2 separate regions of the Homo sapiens genome follow, and region 2 is linked to region 1. The links are chromatin loops, found by intact Hi-C in ENCODE. Cell type or tissue: PC-9. All regions are shown on one strand. Each heading gives the region's core, and the rest is flanking DNA. Links, peaks and the distances in the headings are about the cores only.

Region 1 (10,348 bases), core at 2,748-5,247:
CTGAGTCAAGAGTCGCCTGAGTTTGCATGGAGCTTTGGTCTTTCCTCTTGAGGCAAAATGGTGGCTGATGAAATCTGCCGTCCTTAGGAATAGGTTCTGAAGGAGTTCAGGTCATTATTAGAAGTTCTAGAATTGAATAGCTACATACATGGTGTGTGTGTGTGTGTCTGTAATTCACGAGATTCCTATGGAGTATTTTGATAGGGGTTTGGTATGGAATAGCAGAACGAACAGCTCAACAAAACACAGTTTTACAATTTGACATATAGGGTTAAATATCAGTGTTCTTACTTGAGAGATAAATAGTCTTAAGTTCTCAATATCTTCTGAGCCTCGGTTTTACTATTTTTTTTTCTTTCTTAAGATCTGATAATGTTAGCCTTGAAAGATGAGATGAAGATTAAATGAGTTTGTAAAGGAGCTATCACAGAGCTGGGCACGTCGTAGGTGCTTGGTAAATATTACTTCCCTAGTCTCAAGTAGGGGGAAATATCCTTGAAATTTTGGCCAAAGCTTTCTACAAGAAAAAACTGTATCTGTGTCTTGGCTTCCAGGTTTCAACTTTGACTCTTCAGCGAAGTCTGCAGATGGTAGAGTCAATCCATGAAACCCCACATGGCCCCTTGCCCCACTGTGGGGAAGTTAATGGCTAGTGAGATGGGAAAAAAATAGAGACACTTTATTTGCTTCTAATTGTTTGGCATTCACTGACATGGGCAGTTTCTGAGTCTTACAGGGATGTGAGGTTTAAGAATGGCTCATTCATTTCATGGGCAAATCCGCTTGTAATTACTCAGTTACAGTGAGTATGGTAGTCCAACAGCTTGGTGCACATGCTGCCTGCCTTTGCCCTGGTTCTTTCCTCTGATAGTTCAGGGTTGGAAGCCACGCCTTCTTGTACTGTGGTGGGCACTAAAGCCAGAGAGGGAGAGTGACTTTGCAGAGGCCACACAGCAGGAGGAGCAGAGCTGGAGCTGGGGCTCCCCTCCTGTGGCTCCTTTCCATGTCATCTCTTTCTTCTTCCATAATTGAATGGAAGGATGAAAGAGAGGCTTGCTTTCTAACATGTAGCTTGTTGGTTTTTTTTTTCTTTTCCCAGAAGAACTTTGTATTATACGAGTATTTTTGAGACAAGGCAATAAAGATGATAAAATAATGCTCAGAATGGAAATATTGATGAAATAACACAATAAGATGGAAACAACACAGGACTGCTGTCAAGAAATGTCCTGTGACTCTTGCCTCCTCTGTAAAACAGGCATGAAAAACCACATCCTAATTCCTGCACAGGGTAAAAATGATAAACCCTTGAGATACAGAAGGTAACAGTGCTTTGAAAAGTGCCAGAAATTATGTAAGGTAAGGTCTACACTTAAGGTCGCAGGTGTCATTTGCTAGCAGTTAATTAGGGCATAAACATGTGTATCAAAGTGACTAATATTGAAAAGCAACAGGTCCCAACACCTGCTGCATGTCAGGAATCGCTTGTGGAGTCTATCAACTGCCTCCCCCCTGACCCCACAACAACAAAAATGCAAATATGCAAAAAAAAAAAAAAAATGAGATGCTGTGTCTTGCCTGAGATCATTGAATCAGAATCCCTGGGGTTATCATAAAGTGGAATTTGGCCCTTTGCATTTTTATAAAGTCCTTGGGATTCCAGTGAGCAGACCTCATAAGCATCCTTGTGGTCCAGGGATCAGCGTGGTGTGGCCCCAAGGGAAGATCCAGCCCTCCTCCCAGGGATGGTGACTAACTTCTGTGGAGGGACCTGGGCAGGGGTTTGGTTATGATTAAGTGGCTAGTCCCACACAGCTTTACACTTTTCAGGAATGTGCCAGTGTAGGCAAGGCTCAGAGTAAGGGAGATTACTGAATTTGATCCGTTCGCCTATTTCTAAAAGGGATCGAAAAAAATCTGTTTCTGTGATTGTAGAAGTGCTAGAGGTGTGTGTGGTGCAGGGAAAATGCCAGGGGCTGGAAGTGGGGAGAGCTGGCTCTGCTGCCAACTTCACTCTGTGACCTCAGGAAAGTCAGCTTTTTCTGGGCCTTGGTTTCTTCACAAAAGGAGGAGATTTAAAGTCTGTGGACTTCATTTTAAGGTGTTCTTGGGATTCCAAAGATGCCCCAGGCCAGGGGTTCTGTGTCATCAACCCTGCTTCACCTAAATGGCCTCCACTTTTATCTGCTTTACTTTTGGGGTTCAGACAGAGATTTTGTCTGAGTAAAGCGTTCTGTTTTTGGAATCCATTTGACCAGTGTTTGTCCTTGGGACTGTCAAGGGTTAACCTGTGCTGTTTCTATTTTACCTGGCCTGCAGTGTCCTTGAGATTGCTCACTGCCTTGGGAAAAACATGTTGTCATACAAGTAAGGTTCCTGCCTCCTAGTCTCTGCTAGGATAGGGAGTTAAATTGTACTTCCATTAGCCCCCTCCAGCTTCCCAAGCTTGGCCTGCTCTGGGCCCTCACGGTCCACTCACCTGACTGTGGTTATTGTCCCCATATCTCCCCATCAGGTTGACACGGTGACAGTTCCTGTACCAGAAAGCCCCTTTGTAGGACAGAGCACAGTTGGTGATGGCTGAATCTGTGTCCTTGTCAAAGGTGGAGAAGGATCTGCCATTGTGGTAGGCCATGGAGTCACCTGGGAGAGACAGAAAATATGGACCTGAGAAATCTCAGCTGAAATTTCCCTCCTGGACAGTAAAGGGCAGAACCAGAGGTGACAATTGAAAGGTTCTGGGTGTGGGACTGGCCTTGAACATTGATCCCAGAGTCAGCATTGAATGCGGAACTGAATGGGACATGAGTGTCACCCCAGTACTTATTTCCGACAGAAGCAGCATAATGTGGTGGGAAGAGGGCTGTGGCTGGCTTTGGAGAGTCTAGCTTCGAATCCCATCTTTTCACTTTTTAGCTGTGACCTTGCACAAGTCAAGCATCTTGTTGAACCTCAGTTTTCTCATCTATACAATGGAACCAGCACTTTGATTCTATATACTGAGTAGTGCCATTGTGACAATAAAGGTGTATGCTAAACAGGTGGCATGGCATACAAATACTTACTATGATTGTTATTTTTATGACTTTTCTGCATTCCCTTTCTATAAAGACCTCAGAGAGTAAGGTGAGAAGTATGCATTTAATAATGGCATGCTTTTCTCCCACATACAAATATTTATTAGTCATAATTAAGCCCTTCAGACATTAGATGTCCCTAAATAGTCTCTGTATCACATAGTTACTTTTTAAAGTATTCATCAGACCATGTTCCGTGATTCTTAGACAAGAAGCCCATTAACATGTACTACTATTTGGAAATCTAATTTGTAATTTAATATATTGAATTTTTGAAGCATTTCAGTACCATTGCTTTGTGGGTCTCCTCACTCCCAATCCAGACAAGTGCTGTGCACAAACATTTCAAGACTCTGAGGCATTCTACCGTCATAATTTGGAGCAAGTTGTCAAAGGAACCCAGATACCTTTTTAACTGATGATGCTACCCAGAGCATGAGGACGGCACGTAGATATTAATGAAACAGGATGCTCTCCTGCAGAAGGCCTGGGTGCAGCCAAATCACACAAGAAAATGCAGCCTTACAAACGTTATCTCAGTAAAGGGAAATATTATGGCTCATTCCTCAATGGAAGCACAAAGAGAGAGGAACAGAGGCCACATTCCTGCTGCTTAATGAATTTGCTTGCCCTGTAACATTCTTCTTCTTGCCTGAAGCCATCTCAACCAAAGAGGTATTCATTTCCAGGTAATAAAATGCCAACATTCTTTGAGGGATTCAAGAACTAAAGCAATGTTTGCCCCTGGGTGTCTCTCTTTATTATCACTAAACTGCCATCTCAAAAGAGCTTTGTGCCTCCTTAGGCTCAGCCTGGCTTTGGCAACCTTTTATCTGGAGACTTTTCACCTTATGGATGTTTTCTTTCAGGGCTCAGGGAGGCTGGAAACGTGCCAAGCTTCTATCTCTTCTGCTCTCACAAACATAACAGAAAGCCACCCAAAGTGGGCATGGGTTGCATGGGGGTGGTCCACACTCTCAGTCCTGACCCTTCTTTGTCACTGAGAACATTGTCGGATGCAGTTTTCTGCAGCCAGGATTGCATCCACCTTCTACAAGCTGTTTTACCTTGGACAAATCACTGAGCTCTTCTGAACTTCTTTCCTCCTCTGTATAAAAACAACGTCTTCATAAAATGGTTTTATGAGGAATAAATAAGATGAATGCAGGTGGAATATCTACAAAAGAGGATGGTACCTAGTAGGGCCTTAATACATGTTGTTTCCTTATTTATTTCTCCTCTTATGTGGAGCCAGGAAACCACACAAAACCACTTCAAGTCCAAGAAATCTTCAAGACTGGAATGAAGGTTATGAGCCAGACAAGGAATGCAGGGGCCACTTGAGAGGTGAGACCTTCTATTTATGAGGATGCAGGCTGAGACTAGATGACCACATGGCAGGGATGTCTTGGAAGAGATTCAAGCAGCTAGGTGATGGAGTGGATGGTTTGCTACTCAAGCTGTGGTCCACAGACCAGCAACACCAGCTATATTGGCATCACCAGGGAACTTGGAGAAGATGCAGAATCTCAGCCCCATCCCAGACAACCTGTGTCAGCATCTGGAGATTCACAAGATCGCCAGTGGGTCCATACACCCAGAGTAAATTGAGAAGTGCTGGATTGGATGAATATTAAGGCCTTTGGGGAATTTTTTTTTTAATCAGTCTACAACTGATATCTAAAACTGGGTAAGAAAGACACACTTTTTTTGAAAGATGGTCATTAGAAATCAATCCTGATTGCCCTGATTCCCAACATACTCAATGTTTCAGGACCCAAATATCTACCCAACACTTTTGAATTGTAGTTTTTCTGGATTGGCACTCAGTAGGTACTTAAATATTTGTTGATTTAATAAATTGCTGGATTAATGAGGAAGGAATGAAAGTTAGAGAAATAAACTGTAAATGTCAAGAAGGTCTCCATGGCTTTGTAGGCTCTACGTGCAGCCACTACTGTACCTGCTGTCCCACTGTACCCCTCCACCTTCAGCTTGTAGCGAGTCTTGGCATCTCCCACGCTGAACTTGTCATAGACAGCAAAGGCTGTCTCCCCATGGTCCCGCAGGTCCACCCGGAGCTCGTACTGCCCCTGGGCTGTGATTTTGTTCAGGTTGTCCAGCCCTGTGGATGACAGGCAAGGGTTGCTAAGAAGCACAGGTGACTGAGGCCCTCATTTCTATTTCACTCTGTAAAAGCGGCAACTGGGTACACTTAAGACAGGGCCAACTGGGCCCAGTGGCTCATGCCTGTAATCTCAGCACTTTGGGAGGCAGAGATGGGGTGGGAGGGGGTGGGGGTGGGGGTGGTGGGAATCACTTGAGGTCAGGAGTTCGTTATCAGCCTGGCCAACATGGCGAAACCCTGTCTCTACTAAAAATACAAAAATTAGCTGGGTGTGGTGGTGGGTGCCTGTAGTCCCAGCTACTTGGGAGGCTGAGGCAGGAGAATCGCTTGAACCCGAGAGGCAGAAGTTGCAGAGAGCTGAGATTGTGCCACTGCATTCCAGCCTGGGTGACAGAGCAAGACTCCATCTCAGAAAGCAAAAAAAAAAAAAAAAGGGCCATATCACACAGGCCTGTGCTTGAAGCTCAGTCTTGTGCTTGCTGGAGTAATACTAGGCTCAGGTAAAATCGGGTTGACATTTTTGCCCCACTTCCAACCTCCCAGTGCATTAGTGAAGATCCAAGGAGATAAGGTGGTGAAAGTACTTTTTAAACTCTAAAGTGCCTTACAGGCCAGGCACGGTGGCTCACGCCCATAATCCCCACACTTTGGGAGGCCAAGGTGGGCGGATCATCTGAGGTCAGGAGTTCGAGACCAGCCTGGCCAACATGGTGAAACCCTGTCTCTACTGAATATACAAAAATTAGGAGGGCATGGTGGAGGGTGCCTGTAATCTCAGCTACCTGGGGGGCTGAGGCAGGCGAATTGCTTGAACCCAGGAGGCAGAGGTTGCAGTGAGCTGAGATCACACCACTGCATTCCAGCCTCGGCGACAGAGTGAAACTCTGTCTAAACAAACAAACAAACAAACAAATAAAATTTTGTAAAGTGCCTTACAAATGAAGGGCAATGAATAATATAGATAAATGTTTATTATAATATGATAAACATTTTCTGGGGTAGGCAGTGGTGCATAGAACAATGTTCTCTGCAGTTAGGTGGTTGGAAAGTGTGGATTGCATGGATGAATGGATGGGTGATAGGATTGTAGTGTTGACTTAGGAGATTCCAAATTTCAGCTCAACTGTTCATTGGTTAGACTCCTATGGGCAAACCACTCAGTCTTTTTGAGGCTGTGATTTTATCCATGCGAGGTGGTGAGGAGAGCAAAAATCACCTGGTGACCATCAAGTAGGACTCGGAGACAAAAACCCCTTAACTGAGGGATTTAAAGGTAATTAGGCTTCCGTATATCTCAAGCAAGCATCTGGTTCCAGGTTTATTTCCCAAAAATTTATAGGTAACTGGAACTTCTATACATCTCTGGAATACATGCATATCAAAACTCATTTTGCAACCCTTGCTGACATTAAGGCACCAAAATGTCTACAAATGTAATCATGTATCATGTTCTACATGGCTAATAGGGTCCAAATTATCCTTAAGCTCCTGCCTTAAGGTCCATAAATACCCCTAAGGAAAAATCCACTGCAGGGGCTGTAAGTCCTTTTGCAGCATTCTTTCTTTCTAATAAACGTTCCTTTTTCAAACCTATACTGTTGTTAGTAAATTCGTCTTACCAACCCACTAGTCAACCACTTCTGACACCTGACACCTTGCCCACCCGGTGGCAATTGAGTACTTTGTAGGGGTGCTATGGGGGTTAAATATTATGGCTCTAAGAAACCCATCTTAGCACCTGGAGCACAACCTGGGGCACAGGAGGGAAGATATCAATGATATCAGTGAGGAGGATTCTATGACTGGTCCAGAGAATGACTTAAGGCTAGGTTAACACATAAGGGCTGAGTTTTGGTTCTTCCTTAATCAGATTTTACTTTTTGTGAAAGGAAAATAAAATCTTGGGACCCCAATTTAACTCTGCCAATAGGAAAAAAAATAAACTGAAAGCCGAGTCATGGGAGAAACTGCCTCTCCTTTTGTCCCTAAGCAGATGCTACAGATAAAAGGCCAGATATCTCCACAGATAGTTATTCTATCTTCACTTTATCTTATGTAAAGTGCCGATTTACTGAGTGTGAGATGAATACAAAATTGACCATTCTCTTTTTTGTCATTCTGCTTTTTTCTTTTTTTTATCTTGCAACATGTGGATTCAGTAATGTGACCATATCCCTCCAGCCCACTTTTCCCCTTTAAATACTAAAGCTCTCAACATTATCTCTGAAAAAAAAAAAAAAAAAAAAAAAAAAAAAAAAAAAAAAGAAAGTCATGGACCACAGGTTGTTCCTGTGGCTTTCCCCCTTTAAACACTAAAACTCTTAATATTATCTCTGGAAAAAAAAAAAAAAAAAAAAGGCATGGACCACAGGCTGTTCCTGTGGCTTTGTGTTCTTTTTTTCTGGGCGTGTCCTTAACGTTGGCTAAGTAAACCTCTAAATTGATTGAGATCTGTCTCAGATACTTTTTGGTTTACATTTTGATGATTCAGAGCATTTAAATGATAGTCTTTTTCATTAAGAATTTGACATTCTGTGTCTGCCACCAGAAGTAGTTCTTCTTCCTCATCTCTTTCTCTCCCATAGGTCCCTGTGGGTTAGGAAAAGTGACAAGGAGGGCAGAATCAGGCATTTTAGATATAAACATGCAGGGCTGCATTACCAAGCCAGAATTCTTCTCTGCGGTCCCCAAATCCAGCAGCATATGCCTTCCAGTTTTGGTAGAAGTTCTCGCGTCCGTTTTTGCGTCTCAGGAACACCTATAAACATATCGATGAATCTGGGTGTACTTAAGCTATTGCAGGAAAGAGGGCATCGTTGTGAGAGGAAGGAGTGTGGCACTGTGGAGAGAGCATCAGGCTCCATTCTGTCCATCCCTAATTTGCTATGTAACTTTGGGTGGTCACCTGCCCCTCCTTAAGTCTTGGTGTTCTCACCTGAAAAACAGGGATTAAAAATACCACCCAGTTTTGGGTGATAATGATGTGTCAATGTAGGTTCATTGATTGTAACAAATGCACCATTCTGGTGCAGGATATTGATAATGGGGAGGTTGTGTGGGTGGGTGTGGGGTGTATATGAAAACTTCTGTTCACTTAATTGTGCCATGAACCTAAAACTGTTCTAAAAAAATAGAGTTTATTAATTCAAAAATACACTACCCAGCTCCTATGGTAATGGGGTCGGAATAATTCATCTTAAACTCTTAGCACAGTGCCTGGTAGATAATAAATGCTTAGTCAGTGCTAATTAATGTAAGCAATGGGTTCAATGATCAACTGTCATTTATACATCACAGAGTTGTTTGATGAGGATTGGATGAGATAAACTACAAGAAACTTATCTCCCCGTTTCAAAAAGTAGCCAGCGTGTTTCCCATTCTTTTGTTTAAGAGAGAATTCCTGAGTGCCTCTGTGTGACAGGCACTATCTTGCAAGGCCTCACACATGGGGGTGTCAGAGTGCATCAGGAGGAGATCACCCTCTTCTCCTCCCCTGCTTTGCCCTCTCCCTCTTCCCCTAGGCCTGAGGGCTCTGCAGTCCCTGGTGGTACTCACAATCCATCCACCCCCATCAGAGGTCATGTCACAGAAGACTTCCAGCGCCTCAGCCTTATCACCATTCAGATAAATGGTGTAGAGGCCAGAGGTCGTGTCTCCATTCAGCATTGCTTGGGAGCAGTCCTTGGGGAAGGGGTACAGGAGTCCAACTGTGGAATAAGGAGAAATGGTGATGCTCTCAGTGCAGGAGGACTGAGCTGGAGCTTAATTCTTAGCTTAACTCTATGGACTAGAATGCCTGGGGAATTTCCAGGTGCAATAATGTGATGCAAACAATTAAAAACTCATAGAAATGGGCAATCTTGGAACTATGCCTAGTAGATGGGTCTTAGAGCTGATGATCATAGCAGTTCTTTTTTCTGATCTGAGGACATTCATCTGAGGTTGTATCATGAGCTGTTTTCTTATTTATTTCACAGCCCTAGTATAAGAGCATCTTTAGGATACATTCATAGTTAGCATCTGGCATAAGATCTGGCAAAGGGGAAGCACTTTCTTCAGCAGATGTGTGCAGAATGACTGTCCCGTGAATTTTCAAAGGCAGGGCTCTCCAAAGGCCAGCTCCTCTGGTCCTCAGGAATGGATGCCACTCTTACTTATCAATGGAACAACTTGCAGGTTTGCTATCTGCAGAAGATACTTTGTGACAGGTGCAGGGGGAGGCTCCCTGGGCATGGAATATCTGAGCCCAACTCTGACTGTAACTCACAAGATAGTCTTGAACAGGTCATTTAGTCTCTGAAAGTGTCTGCTTCCCCACTAGAACTTTGGGCATAGGGCTCACCATACCAGCTTGGTGGGAAGATCATTTGTGATTTTGAATGTGGACAGGTTTTGTAAACACTGGCATGATGAAGGAGAAAGAAAGAGACTTTCAGCTCATGTTGAACTCTGACAATAAAAGGACCACACAATTATATGGGCCACATACTGGGCTAGGAGTTCAAATGCAATACCTCATGAACACTTGCAAGGTCCTGGTGACAGAGGATTTATTATTAATCTCCCTGTATAGACGAAGAAGCTAAAGATTATAGGATGGAAGTAGCATTCTTAAGGCACACCTAGCAGGTGATAGAAATGGGGACTGAATCCAGATGGGCTTCCTCCTTTCCTTTCACCGGGATGCTCATAATCTCCCACATTTGCTTTCCTCAGGCTTCCAAGTAGTAGCAGTGAATCGATTCTTTTCAGAGGTTTGTTTGAAAATTTTAAAGTAGAAGTCAAAGGGGAAGTCAAGGGTTGATTCAGTCAAAGTTAGATCTCAAGGCTGGATGGCACCCTGGGCCTCCTTACTTGTGGTGAAGATGGTCTGGATCATATTGCTCCTCAGGGGCCCATTGAGTGCCTGGATCTTGGCTGTGTAGTGGGTGGATGGGCTCAGGTCTGCCAGGCTGTAGGAGGTGGTATCTGGACCCACAATGACTTCCTAAGAGCAGAAGAAAAAGTATAATGGCTTTTGGTCACAGAAATTCTCAGGGTATAGATAAGAAGTCATTCTATTTATAAGTTCATTTACCCATCCATTCACTTACTTACTGGACAAGAATTCATTGAGTACCCACTCTCTACCAGGCTCCATGTG
Region 2 (10,348 bases), core at 6,345-8,844, 140 kb after region 1:
AGAGGATCAACACCTTTTCTAACTTTTGCTTTTTACCATATTCTAGTTCCTTTTTTGTTTCACCCTCTGACAGAGAGAAGCTGAGTGGGAACAGGCTGCCACATTTTTGTAGGATATATCATCCAACTGGTGAATCACCCAGGCCCTTGATTTGGCTTACTATTTAACTTTTTTTTTTTTCTTTTTTTTTTTTAGATGGGCTGTCACTCTGTCAACCTAGGCTAGAGTGCAGTGGTGCAACTTTGGCCTGCTGCAGCTTCAACCTCATGTGCTCAAGCAATCCTGCTACCTCAGCCTCCAGAGTATGGGACTACAGGTACAGTCCAGCATGGCAGGATAATTTTTATATATTTTGTAGAGACGGGGTCTGTCTTTGTTTTCCAGGCTGGTCTCGAATTACTGGGTTCAAGCAATCCTCCGGCCTCAGCCTCCAAAAGTGCTGGGATTATAGGCATGAACCACCATGCTCGGCCTATTTGACCATTTTAATGTTCTTATTAACTTGCTCTCCTGGGTGGTAGGAAGATCATGGCATGGAGTCCAAGGTTCTCTCACTTGCAAGTGTCCTTTGTGCACTTCGCTGAGTGTCCTTGTCCTCATCTGTAAAAAGGAGATGGTGATATTTAGTCTTGTGAGAAACTACTTGAGAGAAGTATTATAAGTACCTGGTTACTTGATGTAGTCCTTGGCAAAGGGTGGATTCTCCAAAATTATATCTTCCTATTTCTTTCATTCAACACCCACTCAGCCAGGATAAGACCATACCAGAGCAAGGAGGGGGACTATAAATAACAGCAAAAGGACAATATCTGCAGAGAAAGTAGGGAGCTGGAACACTGACTAAAGGAAAGTTTTCATATTACCCTGTGAATTGTTGGACAAATCATTCATTGTTTTTTGTTTGTCTGTTTGTTTTTTGAGACAGAGCCTCACTCTGTCATCCAGGCTGGAGTGTGCAGTGGCACAACTTCGGCTCACTGCAACCTCTGCCTCCCAGGTTCAAGTGATTCTCCTGCCTCAGCCTCCCAAGTAGCTGGGATTACAGGCATGCGCCACCACGCTCGGCTAATTTTTTTTTAATTTTTTTTTTTTGAGACGGAGTCTTGCTCTGTCGCCCAGCCTGGAGTGCAGTGGTGTGATCTCAGCTCATTGCAACCTCTGCCTCCCTGGTTGAAGCGATTTTCCTGCCTCAGCCTCCTGAGTAAACTGGGATTACAGGCATGTTCCACCACACCCAGCTAATTTTTGTATTTTTAGTGGAGACGGGGTTTCACCATGTTGGCCAGGCTGGTCTTGAACTCCTGACCTCAAATGATCCACCCACCTCAGCTGCCCAAAGTGCTGGGATTATAGGCGTGAGCCACTGCGCCTGGCCTGGCTCATTGTTTTTATATATAAAACTTACATATTTTCTTTCCTATGGGAGTGTTGTGATTACTAAATGAGAGAATGAATGCGTAGTCATTCTTCAAGGGATTGTCACACAGGGAAGCTTCAATATGTTTGGGTAACAGTAATATTATATGATCCATTTTCATTTCTATCAATTTGGTCAGCTAAACTGTACTTTAATTCTGAGATTCTTTAACTCCGACAGCTGGTCCAGACTGGCATAGGTCCTGGGGGCAATGACAGAGTCCAGATGTCCCCATGGGCATGACTTGCAAATTATGTACTTTGACAGAATATGGTGAGGACAAGAACCAGACCATGCAGCACTATTTTCACGCCAGCTGCAGAGTCTAAATGTGTTTCCTGACACCTCAGAACCTTCTTGGGGGAGGGCATTCTGGGCTGGGTGATGGGACATGCTGGGATTTTGTTGCTCTCCTTCCCTTGTGGGTCTTAATGGAAAAGCTAAGTCACCAGCAACAGAGAAATAGCGGTGTCAGGCATTGTTGAAACTTTCCATGTATTCTCATGACACATCATTTCCAGTTATAAAAAAGAGTGGAGGTGTTGGGCTCTGTTGCCTAATCGTGGTAAGAAGTCCCTTTTACTAGAATGCATTTTTTCATCACAGCATCATGGTCAATGATCAACCATGTGAACTTGTGTAAGTTGCATAAACTTTTCAGTATCTTGACGTCTCTGTGGGAAAAGATGGAGGCCATATGTGGGAGAACAAAATCATGATTAGAGACATGGGAGAGAATAGGGCTTCAGAGTGCAGCTCCACTTCAGACCAGTGCATGGCATAGTACACATTGCCTGAACTCTCTGAGACTCAGTTTTCTCTCCTGCTAAATGGAAGTGATAGTTGGTCCATTTTATGGAGCCGATGTAAGGACTAAAAGTTATAATGCATATAATGTCCTTTGTCTGGCACACATTAAAGGATCAACCCACTTCTGCTACCATTATTATTAGGAACAAATACTTACTAAGAACCTACCATATTCAATATCACCTGAGTGCATTTTCATATTCAATTCTCACAATGACACAAGGAGATATTATCCTAATGTTGACTGTGAAAAAAATTAGACCTGGAGGGTTCAAGTCACTTGCCCAGATTCACATGGGTGTGAGTGGCAGAGTTGGAACTTAAACCAAGAATTTTTGATACCAAAACCTATTGATGATCTTTCCACTGAAAGATACTGACTAGATGTCACCTTGCTTTCCCTGTCAAATGCTAATCAGAGATCAATGACTAATCAAATGGAACTAATTAATTCTGAGTCAACAAATATTTATAGAGCCCCTGGTATTTGCCGAGTGCCATGGAGATGAGAGCTACCATGGACAAAAGGATGGTCACCCAATCCTCGGTGGTACAGGACTTCTGTAAATGCCCCAGGAGGTCTTCCCTTTTTCCCAGGTTGATGCCTTCTGAATCACTTCTGTCCATTCACTGCTTTGTCAGCAGCAGTTTACTTGACTGTTACCTTGGGTAATTCCTTGAGCTTATTTATTTACTATTTTTGAGATGGAGTCTGACTCTGTTGCCCAGGCTGGGGTGCAATGGTGCAATCTTGGTTCACTGCAACCTCCACCTCCCGGGTTCAAGCGATTCTTCTGCCTCAGCCTCCTGAGTATCTGGGATTACAGGCATTTGCCACCATGCCCAGCTAATTTTTGTATTTTTAGTAGAGATGAGGTTTCACCATGTTGGCCAGGCTGGTCTCAAATTCCTGACCTCAAGTGATCCACCCACCTCAGCCTTCCAAAGTGGTGGCATTACAGATGTGAACCACCATGCCTGGCCTCCTTGAGCTTCTTGAGAGCAGGCACTGGATCTTTCTTCTTTGCTACTTTCTCTGCAACACACTGCCTGGTACATACTAAATGCCAAAATCTTATTGACAGGCTTGCAGCGAGGAATGAGCATCTACCTTGCTGGTTAGATTGCTTTTATCCAGAGTGGTGATCCCTGGGGAGATGTTTTGCACTTGGCCTCGTGGCAGATGGGTAACAAGTGCTGGATCCCAGAGGAATGATGCATTCAACAAGTCCTGAGTTTTATCTATAGTGCCATGCAGTGAGTTCCTCCTGCTCCTACTGCCATGGGCCTTGGGATGCACCTTGAGCACTGACCCCACCTTGTCATGCTTCCTATGTGATAAGTTTCCTTCTGCAGCCAGATAGCTCTTTGACTCAATATTACATCAGTATTATAAACTGAGTAATTGTGTTTTCCTTCCTCCAATCAACATGTTGAAGTCCTCCTTCCCAATGTGATGGTATTAGGAGGTGGGGCCTTTGAAAGGTAATTAGGATTAAATGAGGTAATCAGGGTGAAACCCTTATGAATAGAATTAGTGTCCTTATAAGAGTCATGAGAAAGCTTGTTTTCACTTCTGCCATGTGAGGACACAGAGAGAAGATGATCCTCTGTGAACCAGGAAGAGAGGGCCTTCATGAAATTCTAGATCTTGGAGTTTTTGATCTTAGACTTCTCTGACCCCAGACTATAAGAAATAAGTATTTTTTGTTTAAGCCACCAGTTTATGGTATTTTTGTTATAGCAGCCCAAATGGACTAAGACACTCAGAAACCTTCCTGTGGCCTCCTGGAAGACCTTTACTATCCTGCAATTTCTCCAGGGCTGTCAGAAATTTAGACTTCAGTGTGGTTCCAGAACTAGTGTGCAGAAATATAAGGCAAAGCTCATAACCATCCTCCAGTGTTCAGGCTCAGCATAAGCCCTCTAGGAAACCTTTGTACCTTTCTTTGGGCCTCCCCCACCATAGCCCTCATCATGCTATGATTAATTGCTCAATTATCTTTCTCTCTACATTGTCGGTTATTTTTAGCTTTAATTAGTTTGCCAGATAAATGTATCAGCTACAAGCCCTTAGAGGACTTAGAAGTCTGGAAACTTTGGAGAAACTGTTTATAGGACTGGCAGTTTCTGATGGAGAACATAGGAAGTAGAAAGAAAATATCTGGGTAGTCTTTGGATATTCCCCAGTGAGGGTCTCTGAGACTGATATGATTGAGCAGCTTTATGAATAAGACCCAAGAGGAAAGGCTGGAGAAAATGAGTAAAACAAAGGGAAATTTTACGTACGTTTTTTTGCCCATGAGCTAGTCATGAAAGGGAGAATCAAATGTGATCTCATCAAAGATGTTCCCCCTTGAGATCATAACTATATATATATATATATATATTTTTTGAGACAGCCTCTCTGTCACCCAGGTTGGAGTGCAGTGGCATGATGTCGGCTCCCTGCAACCTTTGCCTCCTGGGTTCAAGCGATTCTTGTGCTTTAGCACTGAGTAGCTGGGATTACAGGTATGAGCCACCACACCCAGCCCATAATCATATATTCTTAAGTGGGTGTGTGTGCATAGGTATGTGTGCATGTGTTTTGCTTTTCAACCTAAAAGCGATCATACAATATGTCAACAGCCTTGTGTGTTAAGCACAACAGAGTTCCTCTCATTCGTAAATGAAGAGTCTGAGGCTTGAGACTTGGTTTGCCCAAGTCCAGTAGCATTAATACAGGCAGCCAGGTCTTCAGATAGCTGCCCAATTCCCTTTTCGCATCTCAAATATGTGAGGTCTTCAGACACCTTGGAGATAATATTTGCTCTCACCTCTTTCCTCAAAGAATTAAATGTGACTTGCCATCTTGAGTTTTGTTACAAAAGATTGTAATGCTATTCAATAGTGGTATCATATGTTATTTACCATGGAAAAAGATGGCAAAAACTCCCCCTGAGGAACTGCACTAAAAGTAAAAGATCAAGACCAAGGGAAGAGAAAATACAAATATTCGAACCCTATGTATCTAACATGATTAATATATCCGAGATACATATGCGGCTCTGGTTACCAGAAGCCAAAGAAGAAAAGGGAAGAAGATTCATTTATTTGTCCTTAGGAAAATAGCAGTTCCCCAGTCAAAGAAATATTTTGCAAGCACTTAGATCTCAGAGAGGTCATTTAAAAGGCCTTTAGCATTTATTCAACAAATACTTATTTACTAGCTACTATGTACCAGGCACCATGCTAAGATATGAATATACATAATGAAGAAACAATGTCCTTGTTTCTGTGAAGCCAAGTCTAGTGAGGGAGAAAGATGTTAAAATTATACTCTTCTATATATTATGATATGGTCAGTGATATCTTTTGGCTCTGCGTCCCCACCCAAATCCCACCTTGAATTGAAATAATCCCCACATGTCAAGGGCAAGGCCAGCTGGAAGCAATTGGATCTTGGGGCAGTTTCCCTTATGCTGTTCTTGTGATAATGAGTGAGTGTCACAAGATCTGATGGTTTCATAAGTGTCTGGCATTTCCCCTGCTTGCACTCATTTTCTTTCCTGCTGGCCTGTGAAGCAGTGCCTTCCACCATAATTGTAAGTTTCCTGAGACCTCCCCAGACATGTGGAACTGTGAGTCAATTAAACCTCTTTTCTTTATAAATTACCCAGTCTCCAGTATTTCTTCATAGCACTGTGAGAACAGACTAATACAGTCAGTAATGGAAAAGAGTAAGATGATGGGAGAGAATTTGAAAGGATTTGGTTTAGCTAGAAGATAGCTCTTGTTAAAGTGATACTATAGCTGAGATTGAAAGCTAACTAGGTTTTAAAAATTTGGAGCATTAAGAAGAATAGTGTTCAGCAAGAACAGCAGATGTGAAGGTCCCAAGTCAAGTACAAGACTGATGTATTCCAGAAACTTTTAAGGACAGTGTGTTAGTGTGAATTTCAGAGGCCAAGGAGGAGAATAGTCTGGGATGAGCCCTGAGAGTAGCAGGAGCCCAGTCCCCTTCCCTGCAGAGCTTTGCTAATGTTGGTGAGATGTGGTCTGGAGAGAGACATTAAAACTACTGAAGGATTTCAAGAGAGAAAGTGGCTGTCAGATTTGCATTTAAGACTATTGCTCTGGCTATTGGAAATGATAGCAAGAAAAGTGGGTGAAAACAAGAGTGCAAGTCTGGAAACTAGAAGGAGGTTATGGAAGAGGCACCTTTGCCAGAGATTAGGGTGATCTGGAAATACGATAGAAAATAGACATTCTAGGACGGGCACAGTGGCTCACGCCTGTAATCCCAGCACTTTGGGAGACCGAGGTGGGTGGATCACGAGGTCAGGAGATCGAGATCATCCTGGCTAACACGGTGAAACCCCGTCTCTACTAAAAATACCAAAATTAGCCGGGCGTGGTGGCGGGCGCCTGTAGTCCCAGCCACTTGGGAGGCTGAGGCAGGAGAATGGCAGGTGAACCCAGGAGGCAGAGCTTGCAGTGAGCCGAGATCGCACCACTGCATTCCAGCCTGGGTGCAGAGCAAGACTCCATCTCTAAAAAAAAAAAAAAAGAAAAAAGAAAAGAAAATAGACATTCTAGAGTTAAAAACTCAACAAGCTTGATGCAACCATCTTGTTTCAGGGGAAGGCAATTACTGCACAGAGAATAATCATGGACAATGCCCCTCAAACCTCCACATCCCCAAAATCAGGACATATAGAAGGTTGGAGCAAAAATATAACCTTGGCTAAAATAATTAATAGTGTTCTTCTTGATTCAATTTGCAGGAGACATTCAGAGAAAATATCCACACTCAAAACTGAAATATGAGTGCCACACAGTCATTGCAGCTCACATCTGGGAATTTTCACCAAGCAACTGAAAAAAAGGCTATTTTCAGTTCTTTCATATGCTCTTTTTGTCATAAGTTGGGTTCGGGGGGTGGGGTTCAGAACCACAGTTGCTGTGGTGAGAGAAGCAAATTTGACAGCTTCTGGCAGAGCAAAGCACAAGTATTTCCTGCAGAGTTTTTCAAAGTAAATGGGTCTCCCTCCCTGGGCAGATACTGGCAATCCTTGATGACTCACTTCTGAGGGGCTTAGCCCATCAAGGATTCAAAGAGAGGGAGAGGCCTGGCACCAGGCCCAGTGCTGGTGACAAAGTGGCTTCTTGCCTGCTTTTTTGTAGTTGCTCCAGTGGGCACATCTGTGCCCGGAATTTGTCATGAGACAATGAGGGTTTGTTCCCTGTATCCGAAATGATGACTTCATGATTCTTTTATGGCAGAGTAAGAGTTGGAGCAGAGGAGATAGAGGATTAATGGAGTTAAAGGAGCATATTACAAAGATTGAGTTTCATATTGGTTAAGATCTGGAATGCTTTCTATCTGGCAAACTGTAAAATCCAAAGCATTAATTACATTGACAATAAGGACCCAAGTGTCCTCCCATTTAGCTGTTTTCAAAAGGTATTATGAGTATCCAAGCTGTCAGGGTGATGTGTGTAGACTTTTTTTCCTTTCCTGTGTCAAAAGCATGATGTTGAGCAGTGGCTTTTAACATTTTTGACAATAACCCATAGTCAGAAGTACCTTTTTTTTTTATTGTGACTCTCAACACACACATGTAGTGGAAAAAGTTTAATAAAAAATACCACTGCAATAAGTAACACACACAGTTTCTATGATATTTTACTTATTAAATTATTTCCTGTGTAAAAATGTGCCTGTGACCCAGTAGATTGTTTTCATGACTCTCTAACAGGTTGTGACCTGCAATTGGAAGACATAGATATTGAGGAAAGAACACAGGTCTTGGCTGTTGAGGCTCATGACCTACCTCCCCAGCTGTAGGAGATTTTTCTGTGCTTTAGTATATGAGTAAGCATGAGAGAGGTGATGCTTCAGTAATACACACTCCCAACATTTCAGTGGCTTAAAACAACAAAAGTTTATTTCACACTCATGCTATAATGGAGGCTTGACTCCATATGATGCAGAGATCCAGGCTGCAGGAGCCTTCACATCAACCCTACTTTCTCCTCATCTGCTGCAAGAGCAATTTTACTTCTAGCTCTGACTCTTTTTTTTTTTTTTGCTGTATGGAGCTGGGCAAGTCATAGAACCAGGGCTGACTTTATGTGCATGTGACTTAGGCAGTTGTATAGGGCCTGGTGCTCAGAAGGGCCTTGTGGCTTGGCTTACTACTCTGCTGTCACTGCCTTGAAAGTCTTAATAATTTTTTAACAAGAAGGCTCTTTTTGCACCAGGCCACACAAATTATGTAGGTCATTTGCATACAATCTTTTCTAAGTCTCCATTTCCTCATCTGTAAAATGGGTTAATAGAGAAGAACTCATAGCATTCTTAAGAGGACTAAAAGAAAGAGCATAGTACATACACATGTAGTTTTCAACTTGCTGCCTTTATCTTCAGTAGTACCGCTACAGAAAACTTTTACTTAATCAAGTTAGACTTCTCACCTTGAAAAGCTGTACTTCCTTATGTTGCCCTCCCTACTCCCTTCTGTTTATCTAAATTTTGTTCATTATTCAGGGCTCTACTCTAACACCTCCTCAGGGTCCTCTTCCATGACTGTCCAAGCTGTTTTCAGAACCCCTACCCCATTAATTGTGGATCCCTTCTTTATGACTCACTTACTTTTGTTTCCTCTTCTCCTTTGGACCCTTCCTTGGTTAGGATCCCTCCTACCTCGCCTGGAACATTAAACAGCCTCCCCATTAGTAACCCTTTTAGTAGCCCCTCTCCAGTTTGCCCTCCAGTTCCACTCTCCATCATACCAGGGTCATCTTCCTGTTACCCCGAAATGTCTTTTCTATCATGCCATTTCAGTTTTCAGAGACTTCAGTGGCTCTTCTCACCTAAAGGGCACTGCCCTTAGTCTTGCATTTAGGATCTGGCTCTCAGGCCACATTTTGGGTCTCATTTTCCTCCACTCCACTCACACACTGCTCCTGCATTCCTGCTCTACACCATCTCTGGAATAGAGCTTATTCTCCTGCCTTTGGTTCTTTGTACATTCTCTTCCTTCTACTAAGATGGCCTGCCACCATAGGCGTGGTGGCTCATGTCTGTAATCCAATCACTTTGGGAGGCTGAGGCAGGTGGATCACCTGAGGTCAGGAGTTCGAGACCAGCCTGGCCAATATGGCGAAACCCTGTCTCTACTAAAAACACAAAAATTAGCTCGGTGTGGTGGCTCGCGCCTATAGTTCCAGCTACTCAGGAGGCTGAGGCAGGAGAATCACTTGGACCTGGGAGGTGGAGGTTGCCGTGAGCCGAGATTATGCCACTGCACTCCAGCCCGGGCAACAGAGGGAGACTCCATCTCAAATATAAATAAATAAATAAAATGGCCTGCCCCAAGATTTACCCCACACCCCTGAAATAATCCAATCTACCTTTTACTGCTTGGCTGAAATCCTATCTCCTCAAAGACCTCCTGTGCCAGCTCAGGATGAAAAGTCTCCCTTATTCCTTGGAATCCCTATGGCATTTCTTAGAATCTGACATATATCCTGTATGTGTGGGGCAATTCCCCCAACATCTTGGTTGCCTTTTCTGCTGGGTCTGTGTTCCAGGGAATAAGGACAAAAACAAAATATGGCTAGAGTTTCAGTCACACTTCGTAGGAACTCCCTGGAATGAAGGGTTCCTGCAGAGATTGCCTGGGGCCCTTCCCGATCCCCTCAGCTGTTCTGAATCATCATCCTCCTCTGGGTTCTCCAGGAATTTTGTACATTCTTCTAACATAGCACTGACTACTTTCCATTTGAGTTATTTCTTGACATGACTGGATCCCCCACGAGGCATATCTTATTCATTATTGCAGTTCTAACAGGGACTGGTGTCAACAGTGAATGGATGGATTGATTGAAGGATAGAGACTAGAGAGGAAGGAAAGTTGCTGGGGAGGAGATTCCCTGTATATGTAAGTGTGAGACAAGGTGGGCTGTAATAACAACCTCTTACTGGCACAAAGCAACAAATATGTATTTCTCATTCATATTCATGTCCACTGTGAGTTGGCCAAAATTCTACTCCACTGCCTTTTTTTTTTTTTTTTTTTGGAGACAGGGTTTGTTCTTTTTTATAGCCTGGAGCATAGTGACATGATCACA

What was found. A loop is a pair of places that touch in the nucleus more often than their neighbours do. Peaks named below come from ENCODE experiments on the same cell type or tissue, not always from the same donor. Only the 100,000 strongest peaks of a DNase experiment are listed, where the experiment ranks them.
Region 2: a loop joins it to region 1, with 9 times the contacts of the local background. A loop is called at or near these places in 4 of 110 quality-filtered maps.

What each region holds. Positions count from the first base shown.
Region 1 is chr9:115,021,494-115,031,841 of GRCh38, forward strand. It overlaps TNC (tenascin C), which reads right to left. Exons shown (of 28, transcript NM_002160.4): 23 at 10,060-10,192; 24 at 8,761-8,912; 25 at 7,867-7,963; 26 at 5,041-5,202; 27 at 2,480-2,643. Among named protein-coding and RNA genes, the nearest start is that of TNC, 91 kb to the right of the region's middle. In PC-9, for the core only: no CTCF peak of the experiment used is centred there; a DNase peak (open chromatin) is centred at 3,738.
Region 2 is chr9:115,157,400-115,167,747 of GRCh38, forward strand. The region is part of intron 1 of DELEC1 (deleted in esophageal cancer 1); the gene reads left to right. LOC124902257 (a long non-coding RNA gene) reads left to right here. Exons shown (of 2, transcript XR_007061748.1): 1 at 1-316. Among named protein-coding and RNA genes, the nearest start is that of DELEC1, 21 kb to the left of the region's middle. In PC-9, for the core only: no CTCF peak of the experiment used is centred there; a DNase peak (open chromatin) is centred at 7,362.